2 separate regions of the Homo sapiens genome follow, and region 1 is linked to region 2. Evidence: read pairs that join two places in POLR2A ChIA-PET (ENCODE). Cell type or tissue: MCF 10A. All regions are shown on one strand.

Region 1 (8,000 bases), 210 kb before region 2:
TTACTAAGTATGAAATGTAACTATGAACATCCTTAATTTTTCTAAGTCTGTGCTAACCAAAGCATCCCAGTGTTTTACACAATGTACATTATTTCAAAGGTACAAAGAAGTAAAGATGTTCAGAAATTACTCTCAATTTCATGTAAAAATATTGTAATTTTTTAAAACCAACATTTCAAAATTGGGTTCCTTCCTCTTATTTTTGGAACCTGTGGAAAGTTAGAAAATATGTGGACTTGCTTAATGTTCATTAAAAAACCTTTCAAATCTTAATATAAAATTAAACGTCTTTATAATAATTGATACACTCCATGAATTAGAATTTCTCAGGCTCTAACATGAGAAAAACTTAAAGAAATAACTATTACTACTTTTCATGGCTTTTCTTCAATAGTAAATGCAAGTGCATCTGAAACATGTTACGCCACTGTGTATCTCTGGTTAAAAGGTTTCTGTTCAAAAAATGACAAAATGTATTAAGCAGGAGGTTTCCTTTGCTTGAAAGAAAATATATGTCCCATTAGGAATGGTCTATTGTCTCCTATTGAAAATAAGTCGTCATTTTTCTACATCTTTGTCCACTTTTGTGAATGGTTTCATTTGTGAGAATGGTAATGTCATTGGAACTAGAAACAGCTGCTTGTATCTGCCTTCCCAGATTATAGAGCATATTGCTTCTAGGAAATACCTAACAAGTTAAAAATGCTACCTTTGTGGTAGGTTGAGATACATTTGCTATCTGGCTTCGTAATCACCTCTTACTGTAGTATATAACCCTGTGAAGTTAATGATTCAGGGTAGCTGAGTTTGCTATTTCATGACCACTCTGTACACCCTGAACCCAAGACAGCTCTTTCACAAAACAGTACAGTTTGTGGAAATCTGAGAATATGACTATAAATTAAGATCTACTAGATAAGCCAATACAATATATATCTAATTGAAGTTCATCAAGAACAGTCTCTTCCTTGGAAGTTAGGGTGCATAGAACACATATAATTCTGACTTGAGGCCTAGTTGTTTCTGAGAAGCACCAATTTTTTATTATTTAAAAAAAACTTTTAAGGTCCAGTGTACATGTGCAGGATGTGCAGGTTTGTTACATAGGTAAACGTGTGCCATGGTGGTTTGCTGCACCCATCAACACATCACCTAGGTATTAAGCCCAGCATTCATTAACTCTTTTTCCTGATGCTTTCCCTCTCCCACCCTACCCCTCAACAGGCCCCAGTGTGTGTTGGACTGTGTCCATGTGTTCTCATTGTTTAGCTCCCACTTACAAGTGAGAACATGCGGTGTTCAGTTTTCTCTTCCTGTGTTAGTTTGCTGAGGATAATGGCTTCCAGCTTCCTCCATGTCCCTGCAAAGGACATGATCTCTTTCCTTTTTATGGCTGCATAGTATTCCATTGTGTGTATGTATGTACCACATTTTCTTTATTCATTCTATCATTGATGGGCATTTGGGTTGATTCCATGTCTCTGCTATTGTGAATAGTGCTGCAGTGAACATATGTGTGCCATAAAACAGAATTCTCCTGCCTCAGCCTCCCGAGTAGCTGGGATTACAGGCATGCATCACCATGCTCGGCTAATACTGTATTTTTAGTAGAGATGAGGTTTCTCCATGTTGGTCAGGCTAGTCTTGAATTCCCAACCTCAGGTGGTCCACCTTCCTCAGCCTCCCAGAGTGCTGGGATTACAGGCGTGAGCCACCATGCCCAGCTTTGACTTTTTAATAATCACCATTCTGACTGCCATGAAATGGTATCTCATTGTGGTTTTGATTTGCGTTTCTCTAATGATCAGTGATGTTGAGCATTCTTTTTTTTCATATGTTTTTTGGCTACATAAATGTCTTCTTTTGAGAAGTGTCTGTTCATGTTCTTTGCCTACTTTTTGGTTGGCTCTCTGCTTGTCTGTTGTTGATGTGTAGGAACGCTTGTGATTTTTGCACATTGATTTTGTATCCTGAGATTTTGCTGAAGTTGCTTATCAGCTTAAGAAGGTTTTGGGCTGAGACAGTGGGGTTTTCTAGACACAGGATCATGTCATTTGCAGACAAAGACAATTTGACTTCCTCTCTTCGTATTTGAATACCCTTTATTTCTTTCTCTTGCTTGATTGCCCTGGCCAGAACGTCCAATACTATGTTGAATAGCAGTGGTGAGAGAGGGCATCCTTGTCTTGTGCTGGTATAGCAGTGATGAGAGAGGGCATCCTTGTCTTGTGCTGGTTTTCAGGGGGAATACTTCCACCTTTTGTCCATGCAGTATGATATTGGCTGTGGGTTTGTCGTAAATGGCTCTTACTATTTTTTTTTTTTTTTTTTGAGATGGAGTTTCGCTCCTGTTGCCCAGGCTGGAGTGCAATGGCGTGATCTCGGCTCACTGCAACCTCTGCCTCCTGGGTTCAAGCAATTGTCCTGCCTCAGCCTTCCAAGTAGCTGGGGTTACAGGCACCTGCCATCACACCCGGGTAATTTTTTGTATTTTTAGTAGAGATGGGGTTTCACCACGTTGGCCAGGCTGGTCTTGAACTCCTGACCTCAGGTGATCCGTCCGCCTTGGCCTCCCAAGTGCTGGGATTACAGGCGTGAGTCACCACGCCCAGCCAGCTCTTACTATTTTGAGGTATGTTCCTTTGATACCCAGTTTATTGAGAGTTTTTAACATGAAGAGATGTTGAATTTTGTCAAAAATGTTTTCTGCATCTATTGAGATAATCATGTGGTTTTTCTCTTTAGTTCTGTTTATGTGATACATTACCTTTATTGATTTGCATATGTTGAACCAGCCTTGCATCCTAGGGATGACGCCAGCTTGATTGTGGTGGATAAGCTTTTTGATGACAAGCACCAACTTTTCATGACATTTGAATTTAAAACAGGGTTGTATTGGTAGGGATGAGTGAGAATGAGAGAAGAAGTTATAGAGTAATGCCGTTTCTCTTAGTCCTCTATTTGAGAATTCATGCTGAATTGCTTATCTTGCCCCAGAAGTGTGTGTGTGTGTGTGTCACCCAGGCTGGAGTGCAGTGGTGCAATCTCAGCTCACTGCAACCTCCACCTCCCGGGTTCAAGTGATTCTCCTGCCTCGGCCTCCTGAGTAGCTGGGACTACGGGTACGTGCCACCACTCCTGGCTACTTTTTGTGTTTTTAGTAGAGACGTGGTTTCACCATGTTGGCCAAGCTGGTCTCAAACTCCTGACCTCGTGATCCGCTCGCCTCAGCCTCCCAAAGTACTGAGATTACAGGCATGAGCCATTGCGCTCGGCACCCCCAGAAGTTGTTTATAGTTCAATTATTTTTCATTAAGAATATCAGAAAGTAAAGTGCATTTTAAAAAGAAGTGGCATGAAAGTAGTCAGTAAAAAAACAAAAAACGCTGGGGAAGAGTGTATGTGATTAGACAACCTTTGTGTTCTTACTATAAAAAGCTGACTCAAACCTTTTTACCTCATTTAAATTTCTTTTCCAAAAAAATCTTTAAAAATCCACTTGAACACATTCGAAAATCCACTTGAACACACAAGACACATTCAACTCTTTTTCTATATCTATCAGTTTTTAATACTGTGTTCCTTTACTAAATGCTAAAGATAGGGTTGCCTTTTTTTTTTTTTTTTTTTTTCCTCAAGAAACATCACTTAAAAATTAATTTGGAAACAGGCTGGGCGTATTGGCTCACACCTGTAATCCCAGCACTTTGAGAGGCCAAGGTGGGCTGATCACCTGAGGTCAGGAGTTCGAGACCAGTCTGACCAACATGGAGAAACCCCATCTCTACTAAAAATACGAAAAAAATTAGCCAGGCATGGTGGCGCATGCCTGTAATCCCAGCTACTCGGGAGACTGAGGCAGGAGAATTGCTTGAACCCGGGAGGTGGAGGTTGCAGTGACCCAAGATTGCACCATTGCACTCCAGCCTGGGCAACAAGAGCAAAACTCCATCTCAAAATAATAATAATAATAATTTGGAAACAATCTCAAGTTTATAGAAAAGTTGCAAGCGCCGTTCAGAAATTTTTCTTTTTGCCATTTGAGTGTTAAGTGGTTTATCTCTTGCCGTATTATCCTCAAATACCTTAGGACATATTTCTTATTTTTCGTTTTTTTGAGATGGAGTTTTGCTCTTGTTGCCCAGGCTGGAGTGCAATGGCGCGATCTCGGCTCACTGCAACCTCCGCCTCCCAGGTTCAAGCAATTCTTCCACCTCAGCCTCCCGAGTAGCTGGGATTACGGGCATGCACCACGCCTGGCTAATTTTTTTTTGTATTTTTAGTAGAGACAGGGTTTCTCCATGTTGGTCAGGTTGGTCTCGAACTCCTGACCTCAGGTGATCTGCCCACCTCGGCTTCCCAAAGTGCTGGGATTACAGGAGTGAGCCACCGTGCCCGGCCCATATTTCTTATTTTCTAGAAACAAGAACTTTCCCTTACATAACCATAGCATAACCATCAAAGTAAAAAAAAATTGGCATTGATACAGAGCTACTGTGTAATCCTCAGACCCCATTCAGATTTTGACAGTCATCTCATGCATGTCCTTTATCAAAGGGCATAGGATGTTTTATCCTTTTTTAGTCAAAGGATCGTTTGACTTCATGACTTAAACACTCGTGAAGGTTACAGTCCAATTATTTTTGTAGATTGTCCCAAGTTACATGTCTCTGCTATTTTCATGATGAGATTCAAATTCGGTATGTTTGTAGGAATATACAGAAGACATCCTGTGTTCTCATTTCATGCCGTCCAGTGGCAGACTATTTTTATTTATCGCTTAATCAATAAAGTATTTCTTTTTTAAAAAAACTTAATTTTGGCTGGGTACGGTGGCTCACGCCTATAATCCCAGCACTTTGGGAGGCCGACGCAGGCGGATCACGAGGTCAGGAGATCGAGACCATCCTGGCTAACACGGTGAAACCCCGTCTCTACTAAAAATCCAAAAAAAAAATTAGCCGGGCGTGGTGGCGGGTGCCTATAGTCCCAGCTACTCGGGAGGCTGAGGCAGGAGAATGGCGTGAACCTGGGAGGCGGAGCTTGCAGTGAGCTGATATCGCGCCACTGCACTCCAGCCTGGGCTACACAGTGAGGCTCCATCTCAAAAAAAAAAAAAAAAACTTAATTTTTTTAAGAAATGGAGTCTCACTGTGTTGCCCAGCGTGGTCTCAAACTCCTGGCTTCAAGAGATCATCCCACCTTGGCCCCCCAAAGTGCTGGGATTGCAGCCATGAGCTACAACACCCAGCCAAGAAAATATTTCTTTAAAAAACCCCCTCAAAGACAATTCTGACAATACTGTAAGGCACGTGTGGAGGACAGTGGAAACTAGTATATTTTGAAACAAAAGTTTAGTGAAAAAAAAGCCTTTTCTTGGTACCAAATCCCATTTTTTAGGATGGAGGTTGTCTGAGTTCAGAGAGTGGCAGTGATAAGTAATTTCAAATAGCTGCTTATGCTTGTGATAGGGTGCAGCAATAGCCAGAAGAAAAGAATACCAAACTCTATCACTACAGAACAAACCAGTTGTGTAAAAATGTGCATACATCATAAATATATACACACACATAAATACACACACATTCACTATATGCTCACATGCAGTTTTAGCACACGCTGGTATTTCCATTCAGGCCAGTGCAGTGGTATAAAGAGGGATGACCACATCAAAATTAAATTTCATAAAATAGCTTCTAGTTACAAGATAATAACAAAGCCTCTAACTCTATCCATGTCTCCATATGCTAATGCTCTGGAAACTCCCATCTGGTTTTGTTTTTGTTTTTTTGGCAGAGTTTCACTCTTTTGCCCAGGCTACAGTGAAGTGGCTCCATCTCGGCTCATTGCAACCTCTGCCTCCCAGGTTCAAGCGATTCTTCTGCCTCAGCCTCTCGAGTAGCTGGGATTACAGGTGTCTGCCACCAAGCCCAGCTAATTTTTGTATTTTTAATAGAGATGGGGTTTCACCATGTTGGACAGGCTGGTCTTGAACTCCTGACCTCAGGCGATCCACCTGCCTCAGCCTCCCAAAGTGCTAGGATTACAGGTGTAAGTCACCACGCTCGACCTCCCAACTGGTTTTTCACAGTCATTATTATTACTGAGTTCATATACTTCTTGCCTTTGAACAAAGCAGATGCTTGCTTGTTTCAGGACTTCCTCTTGGTTTTTAAACTGCAGCTCTAAAAACTTTTAGATTTTTAGAACTGTTACCACTTTTGGGTTTCTTCTGTCTGGTTAATTTGTCTCTATTTGAGATACCTGTTATTAAAAATCAGCCTTCAACTTTGCAGTCCTCTTTTCTTTTTTGAAAACATTTGATCCTTTTGATGTAGCATCTTCTTCAGTGTTCACTTCTTTCATTAGTTGGGCAGTGATGGCCAAATGGTTAGTACCTGGTGAGTTCAGAGCCAGATCTGGAGGAAAGCTATCCCCATGAATTGTGATTGACTGGAACTTGGACCTTTTTCTTTGGAAATTTATTTTGATGTAGAGATGTGGGAAGTCTTCTAGCTGTTACAGTGGGTGCTACCCACTCTACTGTCTATCTTCTTTTTGTGGTGGCTGACATTGGATAACTGCTTTGGTGTTTTTGCTGCTTTTTTGGTTTTCTACAGGGTGTACTTTTATAGTGTGTTTGGTCAGCATCAATTTCCCATCCCTTCTTTTTTGGTCATCTTTTCTGTCAGACATACTGCTGCTGGCACTGAGAGGTGGTCTGTACCTCTCTCTTTTTTTTTTTTTTTTTTTCTGAGATGAAGTCTTTCTCTGTCACCCAGGCTGGAGTGCAGTGGCACGATCTCGGCTCACTGCAACCTCTGCCTCCTGGGTTCAAGTGATTCTCCTGCCTCAGCCTCCCAGTTAGCTGAGATTACAGGCGCACGCTACCACGCCTTGCTAATTTTTGTATTTTTAATAGAGATGGGGTTTCACCATGTTGGCCAGGCTGGTCTCGAACTCCTGAACTCGTGATCCACCCACCTCAGCCTCCCAAAGTACTGGGATTACAGGTGTGAGCCACTGCGCCTGGCTGTACCTCTTTTAAAACAGTAATTACAGAGGCCAGGCATGGTGGCTCATGCGTGTAATCCCAGTACTTTGGGTGGCTGAGGTGGGTGGACCACGAGTTCAGGAGTTCGAGACCAGCCTGGCCAACATAGTGGAATCCCATCTCTATTAAAAATACAAAAATTAGCCAGGCGTGATAGCATGCGTCTGTAATCCCAGCTACTTGGGAGGCTGAGGCAGGAGAATCGCTTGAACCCAGGAGGCAGAGGTTGCAGTAGGCCGAGATCGTGCCACTTCACTCCAACCTGAGCGACAGAGCGAGACTCTGTCTCGAAAAAAATAAAAATAAAAATAATTACAAATTCAGGAGGTCCATGTCTGTGTTTGCTGCATGAGTATATTGTGTAATGCTGTGATTTGGGCTTCAGAGAACTAACCCATCACCCAAATAGTGAATATATTATCCAGTAGGTTGTTTTTCAACCCTCACTTCCTTCCCTTCCTCTTTCTCCCCTTTTGGTGTGCCCAGTGTCTATTATTTCCTCTTTATGTCCGTGCATGCCCATTGTTTAGCTCCCACTTATAAGTGAGAGCATGCCTATTTGATTCTCCATTTCTGATTTATTTCACTTATGATAATGGCCTCTACCTCCATCCATGTTGCTGCAAAGGATATGATACCATTCTTTTTTATGGCCGTGTCATATTCCATGGTGTGTATGTACCACATTTTCTTTATACAGTCCACCATTGATGAGCACCATAGGTTGATTCCATGTTTTTACTACTGTGAATAGTGCTGTGATGAACATAAGAATACAGGTGTCTTTTTGGTAGAACAATTTACTTTTCTTTGGGTACATACCTAGTAATGGGATTACTGGGTTGAATGGTAGTTCTCTTTTATCTGTTGGAGAAACCTCCAAATTCCTTTCCACACTGGCTGAACTAACTTACATTCCCACCAACAGTGTATAACTGTTCTGTTT
Region 2 (8,000 bases):
CTTAATTCAACTTGTGTGAAACACTAATAAATTTTCCTTATTTGAATGCTTAATGTTTGCCATAGAACGGTCACTGATATAATGTAAAAATGTTGGCACGTGTCTTGTAGGCAATTAGATTGATGTGGCTTAACCTACTCTGTTTTTGTAGGTCTTATAAATGATAATAAGTTATTAAAACCAGTTAGAAGAGTGCAAACCAAAAACTTACAAAATGCTGTGAAATTGTCAAGCTGAATCTGTTTCCAAAACCCTGTACCATTTAGCCAAAAAAAGCCTCCTTTTTAATCTTTTGTATCTTTAAGTATTGGGAAGCAGTTTTCCAAAATTCAGATTTTCGCTTGAAAGTTTGAATTTTATCATTGGCAACAAATACTGTCAGTTTTTCTTGAAGTGTCAGGCTCACTTTGCTCATTTTCGAGAAAATGTAGGTCAGATGCACAAGTTTAACCATAGTTTTTCAGTTGTTCTTTCAAGTAAAAATGATGTTCCATGAAAAATGTGGCTTGTTGAGTCCATACTGCAGCAATCAATCAATTGCACAAGTGCTTCAGATTTCTTATTTATGAGACATATCCAGAAGTAATTAGGTTCTTATAACTAGTTTTTATTCGATGTATGTGGATTTTTCTTGAAATAATAACTTCAAGAAAATAATTCATATTTTAGCCTGAATTACATCTTGGGGCAAAATGTGTTTATGACTAAAATGTATGTTGTAAGTACTTTTTATGTGCCCTAAAAAGCGTTTCAAATCTCCTCTGTTAAGAAATTCCTATTAATCCTACCATATCAACCTGTTTGGTAAACTTTAATTCTCTTTCCCTACTTGTTTTCTGTCCTGAGCCCTGTGTATGTCATGGGCTTTCTTCCCAGGTAGATCTTCTGTCATTTTAGTTCCTCTTCTTTGCCATCTTGAGCAGATACATCACACAGTTGTAGGCAGCGTAATCTGTTTAGTTTCCAGTGTTTTCAGATGTTCCTCTGAAATAGTCTATTTCTGGACTATTTGGGTCAACTACAGTGAGTTCCATAGAACTCAAAGCTCATTATTTTCAAGGAACCATTTTTCTTGAAGTGTCTAATGCATACAGGAAACACAGGGATAGTCTTTACATTATAAACCTTAGTACTCAGGGAAACTGGATGGCAGACACCTGCCCCATCACCACACCATAGGAAGTCCATGGACAGATTGCTGTAGCCCACCCCTAGAGGCCAGAGCCATAAATTATTTCTTATTCTGTGTCTACCTTTGTGCATGATTGCAAAGATGAGTGCAGTTTCTCTCCAAGGTTTTGACTTGGCTGGATTGAGAACAGAATTGCATTTAATAGGAAACCTTTATTAATATAACTTCCAATATAACGTAGTCATTTTCTTGCTGTCATATCAAAGATGAGCTGACTTACAAGTTCATTCAACAATAGGAGTTGTGCACCCAAGAGAGGCTGGACATTGAGGTATGGAAGATAGATGACTAAGGCTCATTTTCTTCCGTCATAGTACAATGGGCTGAGCCCCATAAAACTGCTGTAGTAAATCCTTGGAAGGCATGTGGTGGGAAGTGAGGGCTGGTTAAGGATTTCCAGAGGAGAAAGTGGTTGAAATGTAATGGATGAGATTTATCTGGACTGAGCAAAGGGATCCTAGTCAGAGGGAACAGCATGAGCAAAGCTTCTAGAAAATGGGAGTAGCTCCATCCAGCTACTGCTTAGGGCTTGGAGTGGCACATGGGCCAGGTTTTGAAAGGTCTCTGGGGCTCCAGTGTCCAGCCATGGTGTTCAGATGCTTGAGGTCTCTAAAATTCCTGGCAGAGAGAGACTGGTCTTTGTTCATACAGCTTTATCAAAGCTTCTGTGATTACAAAATAAATTGATAGTGCCTGTAATCAGTGGGGCTATATAATGGGAGGAGATTACATAACTTCCCTGGGAGTGGGGATTTCACTGTCCATTTGACTCACCAGAAGCCCTGACCTTTCCTAGACACACTGACGGGCTGTTTTGCTCTCTGGGTAGAGGTGAAATCTGGTTGGGCCACTTTGGTCTGACTTCCTCTGGGCCCTTGGAGGAATTATCTGGCTGAGTGCTTTGTTATTTGGGCCTCCCTGGGGTGTGTGCCCTGCTGGAAATGGTGGAGCTGATGGCGATGGGTAGTCAAAGTGTGGGGTCTATGTGCAAGCATGTATGTTGTGGGAGAGGTATCTTAGGTCCTTTCCTCAGAGTCCCTCTGGCATTTTGGCTGGGGTTCTTCCTGGGCTAGCACAGAAGGTAGCTAGTTAACCCTGCAGCTTTCTTATCATAGCCCTTTAGCCTCCTGGCCCTGGCAAGTGGGCCTGGCTGTGTTCTTTGGAGCTGTTAATAGTCTGCTTTGTTTCAAAGGTCTTTCAGTTTTATTCACCCAGTGCTCTGATCTGCATGGCCCATTTCAGGAGTTCGGATTTGGTATCCGAATATCATGGAGGGCCATGGTATTGGGCATCTCTTTTTTCTGGGCCTCCCTTACTGGCCACATGTCCCATGCTTTTTTTGTCCTGTGAGTAACAGGAAATGTCAGAAGTCTTGAAAGCGATGCAGTCCATTGTCTTAGAGTGACCCTTCTAGCATGAAGGATGGGTTATAGGGGGCAATGGCCAATAGAAGATTAGAACTGTCGAGGTTGGTAGTTCATCAGGGCAGAGTTGAATGGATGGGAATAGTAGGTTTGAAGAAACAGGAAGAGCTTTAACATGAGGTTTGGATTCTAGCTTAGACATTCAGGTAGCTATTAATAGGGAGTATAGAAAGTCACGTCTTTGGGGGGCTATTTTGCTTTTAGAGAAATTGAGTTGGGATCCCTGTGTGATATCCAGGAAGAATTAGTAGGTAGGCAGATGAAAGTAAGGGCGTGCTGCCCAGGAGAGAGATTTGATTGTCTTCATCATGTAGGTGAATGGTATTTATTTATCCTCCAACACATCTGAGTAATAAAACTCACTCCTTCAACTGGAAGTGACTCACTGTGTGACTTCCTCTGAAACATGGAATCACGGGTTAAATTGGAATACAGAGGAAGACCAAGTATAGTTTGAAAGTATCCGATGGGATTTGCTACCCTCCTTCTCACTCCCTAGCTTTGTTACAAGAGTCATTGGGTCCATTCCACACTCAAGAGATGAGAGATGAGTTAGAGATTGTTTCCACAGTCAGATTGCCATTCCTAAGTAGCATATGTGACTCAGCTATATCTCTTCAGTGTAAACTAATCCAAATCCCATGGCCTTGTGGGAAATTAGGCAATATTGAAGGGAAACTTGATTCATTGAAATCTGGCAATGCTAACTGCTATTTTTCACCTTAGCCTTCCTTTTACAAATACATTTGAAGTCTGTTAAACAATGTGGCAGAGTGAGGCAGAGGTGTGTTTTTTTCTGCAGCAGTGCTTATCATTACTGCCTTTAATGTTTATTAAAGATAAAAATAGCCATGTCTGTGATTACTTTCAGAAGAGAAACTTCTCACCTAGGTTTGTAGTGTCTGTGTGTAATAGGTATTCCAAACACTACGTGTAATTTGGTTGGGACTAAAATGCATTTTCCTTTTGAGGCAGTGTGGTACACAGTAGTTAATTTCCTAACCCGTCCTGTGGAAAGCCTGTTTCTCACAGGTTGTCCTGCAGGGCTTCTCAGGGCACTTGTCCTTCTGGGCCTCATCTCTGATGGTTCTAGCTGTGGCTTTTCCTCTCACCCTCAGAGCCCTTGCGTTTGCCCCCCTGTCCAAGGGCCCAAGGCCAGGGGAAACTTGGGCATAGAAGCATTGGTTTCTGGAGCCAGAGCTATGAGCAGAGCAGCCCCAAGAGCAAAATCCCAAAGAGAGCCCACCGCGTTGTCCATATTTGGAGATCCATGTCTTCCCTGCCACACCCCTGACCCCTTGCCAGTAGGGCTAGCCTTGTCTGTGAAATGAGAGAAGGAAGGACAGGCTCTGGAAGATGGCCACTTGCCGAAAGTGTCACACATCATTGTTGGAAGAGCTGAAATGTACACCTTAGGATTCCTGACTCATTCTACTGTGCCCGAGTTGAAGGAACTAATTATTTTTGCCCTGGACAATGGAAGATTTTGGGGAAATACAAGCTCTCTTTTCTTCAGTTTGAAGGAATACTGTATAGACGAGCGATGAAATTTTTTGGATAGCCTAAGTTAGCAGTGAGGGTAATTACAATGAGGCAGAGTTGAGGCTTATTGAAAAGAGAGAGAGAGGAAAAAAAAAGACCAGTCTTCTAACTGACCTGCAATCAGTGAAATAAGTGGCCTTATAAGTGCTCCTTTCCTTACACATTGTGAGGTGAGGGTAGATGACCGCCTCTTAAAGCTGTGATTACCCTGGAGAGGGTGCTTTGTTTGGGATACTGGACAGACCTCTTGGATTCCCTTAAACACTGTTACTCAGTGCTGTGTTTATACTGTGTGCTTAGACTCCGCAGCACCCTGGCTTACCTTGCAAAAGGGCAGACCTGCTCCTCTACCTGTCCGCCACCCACACTGTCTTTTGTGACTCCTTTTCCCTTTCAAGCCTGCCTTTCATGTTTGTCTTAAGTAGAAATGTGGAGGTAGGAGGGGAGGCTGAGGTGAGACATGTGTGAGGAGTGATTTTTCTAGAGCTTGGGTTTCCTAGGTCGCCATTGGGAGCTCCTCAGACCTGTATGTTTGCAACATTCTTTTTCTAGTCCATTTTCTTGGCCGCCTTGGACCAAGCTGGCTTTTGTCACCACTGCCTGAGCCTGCGGTTTGCCAGCCTAAGCTGGCTGTCCCCACCTCTTTCCCTTCCTCTTTTCTCCTTTCCCCTTGTCCCTCTGAATCTGTTTCGTGTTTTCTTTTTAATTCCTGAAGGACACGGTGATTTAATATTTAAAAGATGTTTTCATTCAAATTCTGCCTTTTGTCAGGATAATAAAGAGAATAATATACAAGTAATACAGTGATTCAGGTTGAAGATCGATTCAAGTGAAGATTGAGAGTAGGTTTTCTGAGGATACCCATAATGCCTTTAACATGCCTTTGGAAAATTAAGCATTTACTCCAGTTATAATGAGATATTTTTACCTCATATCTTGGGCCCACTGGAAACTTTCAGGTGGCACTCAATTCTGTTTTTCTTCAGCATTTACATCCTGTATTAGGCCAGTTTGATTTGCTATGTTTCATGGTTAGACTGCCTGTGGACATAATTGTTTTTGGTTTTAGCAAAATTTAGCTGAGTTTGGTTTAAGATACAGCAATACCCCCTTCTCAGTTGAAATAGGAGAGTTAGCTTAAAGGATGTTTATGTCAGTAATTATATTTTTGGCTGTGAAGCACAGCAAAATGTTTAGGAAAATATACTTAGTAATTTCAAATCTTAATGTTTTATTTTTTTTCCTCCAGAAGTGTAGTATGGCTTTTTGCTTGCATCTTTGTTTTTATGTTTAATTACTTGAATTAGTGAAAGTCTTTGGCTTCACCAAATTGTTGTGTTATGTGTTCATTAAGGATGAAACACAGATACTCTTATGTCCAAATGAATTGTGGTATATTCAAAAGCTATGTAAAAGAAGATATATTTAATATAAGTTAAACTGATTTGGAAGGAAGGGTCTACTGTTTTACTTGTTACAAATGTTATGTGTGGAGAATTACTACAAGAAATAGTTTTCAAATATGAATGTGCTTAAGGTTTATTTAAGGTGATATGCTTTAATAAGCTTATTTCCCAGGTCTTATGGGAGATTCTGATTCTGATTAATTTTTAACACGTACCCAGATGTTTCTGCACACTGGGAGCGATGTTTCTGAAAAATACCCCAAATGGTGGGGAAAAAATAGTGCTACATACTTTTCTAAATTGATTATCTTACATCATTTGATATTTCATAGAACTAATCTTACTTACTGAAAACCTGATTAACTTGTTTATAACATCATGTTTTACTGGCAATAGAGATGGCTGTCATGGTGAAGAATCTTTTCCTTCAGAAGAGAAATGGACGGATACATTATTCATACCAACCAGGATCATGTGTTCCTTTATGAGTCTGCAGTGACTAGGTGATTGGGTCCTAGGTCATCCTAAATTTGTTATTTAGTGTTTTTAATTATTAGAGACATTGTAATTTACTTAAGATCAATAAAACTTATTAAACTGGATAGCATTATAGGTTACTCAGTGGAAGTAATTTCAAAGCATTTCCTAGCATTTGGCTAGAAAAGTCATTTTTATAATATCTTTACAGTGGTATATTTAAGTAGCTATATGAAGTTTGTTACTATGACATGATATCTTGATTGAATACTATGGCCTGTTTTTATATATTTGAGGCAAGTGTTAATATGATTTTACTGAAATCTTGTTACGTGTATTGCCTTCCTGATAATTAAGTTAATTGCTCAGAAATTATGACTTCTAATTATAGTGCAATTTTCAGTTTGACTCATAGGAAGAGAAATTGGACATTATTTTCATTTGAATCAAGAGACCAAAGGTAGAGAATTAAAAGGTGCCTTGTTTACTGATTTGAAAATATGCTTTGGAAGTCTTTGAAATTCATTTCCTACCCAGTTCCCTTCTCTGATTCTCATTTTAGGCTCATTTTCCTTTCATGAATACTAAGTTGGAATTCTGAAAGGTATTTTAATTGTGAAAACACAAGTAAATTGGAGGTGATTATAAAACATATTCAAATAGTTCACATTTTACTTCATTTTGATAGACTTCTTATATACTGTACACTTATATACTCTGACATCACTAATTTTCAACAATTTTATAATGTTTCCTGGGCCTGCTTATTTATGGCTTGGTCTTTTAGTCTGTAATGTCATTAAGTTAGTTTCCTGATTAGATTTTTAAGATCTGTTTAATTTCCTGCATTCTTCCTTCCTTGATTTCTTCATTTCCTCCTGATTCCACTTTCCCCAGTGTGGTTCATAACTCTCTTAGGGTTCCTGTCATGCTTTAAAAAAGCTATATAGTTATTATTTTAAGTGAATTACACAGTGCATTAGCAGATGACAAGGCTGATAGTTATCTTTTGTTAGATAGTGTTTTCATATCACTAGGTTCAGAGTCTACTTTTTGAATTATCAACTAGGGTTAAAGTAGGCTGAACTAATGATCTGGTTGTTGGAAAAGTCCTTCTGATGTTTTAGACAGTTTGTGCCTTTGCAGGATCTTGGTTCTTTACAGAGGAAGCCAGATGGCCCCTTAACTTTTGGCATTGCTTGGTAAACGGCAGACACTCAATAAACATGTGGATAAACATGTTTCCACCCTGAACATTTTTAGTAAGATCATTGGAAAAGTCAGTTTTCATTTAAAAATGTTTAACCTTGATCAGTATTCAAACACAAAGATTCTCCAGAAATAACTTAAAATTGTTAAACTGCAGAGTGGAAATTGTAAAGACACCTTTTACAAAGAATTTCTTGTCAGTTTTTAGTATTTGCATCTGCAAAGCTTGAGTTGTTAGCTAAGATCTGAAATAGATCTCCTGTATGTGATCATTGTATTTGTTGTTTGATAAAGTGGGGCTCTGAACACAGAATTCTTGCAGACTCTGTCAGCTTATAACTTGAAAAGTAGAGGTAAGGATATTATATGTTAGTAATAATTTGCACTGCAGATTTCCTTGAGTTCATACATGGTTTTGAATTATTGTCACCATGGTCAAATAGTACTTTGACATAAAAGAATTTTTTTTTTTTTAAACAGCCTGGCACATCCTTGACATTTGTTATTTTTTGTTTTTAATCCAAGTAATACCTTCCTTAGTCCTAGGTGTAGTATGAATAATATTTCATATATAATCTGGCCTAACTTTGGGGTTTACACCATTGTTATTGAAGATAACATATTTTCCTTTACCCACATGGATGAGTAATTCTTGGGGATTTATTGAACAAGAGGCTAGATGTGGAAAGAAGAAAAATTTTCAGCATCAGAAACAGATACTTAGAAGATTATCATAAATTCTTAGAAATT

Evidence for each region. Peaks named below come from ENCODE experiments on the same cell type or tissue, not always from the same donor. Only the 100,000 strongest peaks of a DNase experiment are listed, where the experiment ranks them.
Region 1: POLR2A ChIA-PET joins it to region 2 with 5 read pairs; 4 of 35 experiments call an interaction of 5 or more read pairs at or near these places.

The regions. Positions count from the first base shown.
Region 1 is chr18:31,881,978-31,889,977 of GRCh38, reverse strand. The region is part of intron 12 of TRAPPC8 (trafficking protein particle complex subunit 8); the gene reads left to right. It also overlaps the pseudogene LOC100421591. Among named protein-coding and RNA genes, the nearest start is that of TRAPPC8, 57 kb to the left of the region's middle. In MCF 10A, no CTCF peak of the experiment used is centred here; no DNase peak of the experiment used is centred here.
Region 2 is chr18:31,674,578-31,682,577 of GRCh38, reverse strand. The region is part of intron 1 of B4GALT6 (beta-1,4-galactosyltransferase 6); the gene reads left to right. Among named protein-coding and RNA genes, the nearest start is that of B4GALT6, 6.0 kb to the left of the region's middle. RefSeq lists an enhancer at 1,097-1,306. In MCF 10A, no CTCF peak of the experiment used is centred here; a DNase peak (open chromatin) is centred at 3,247.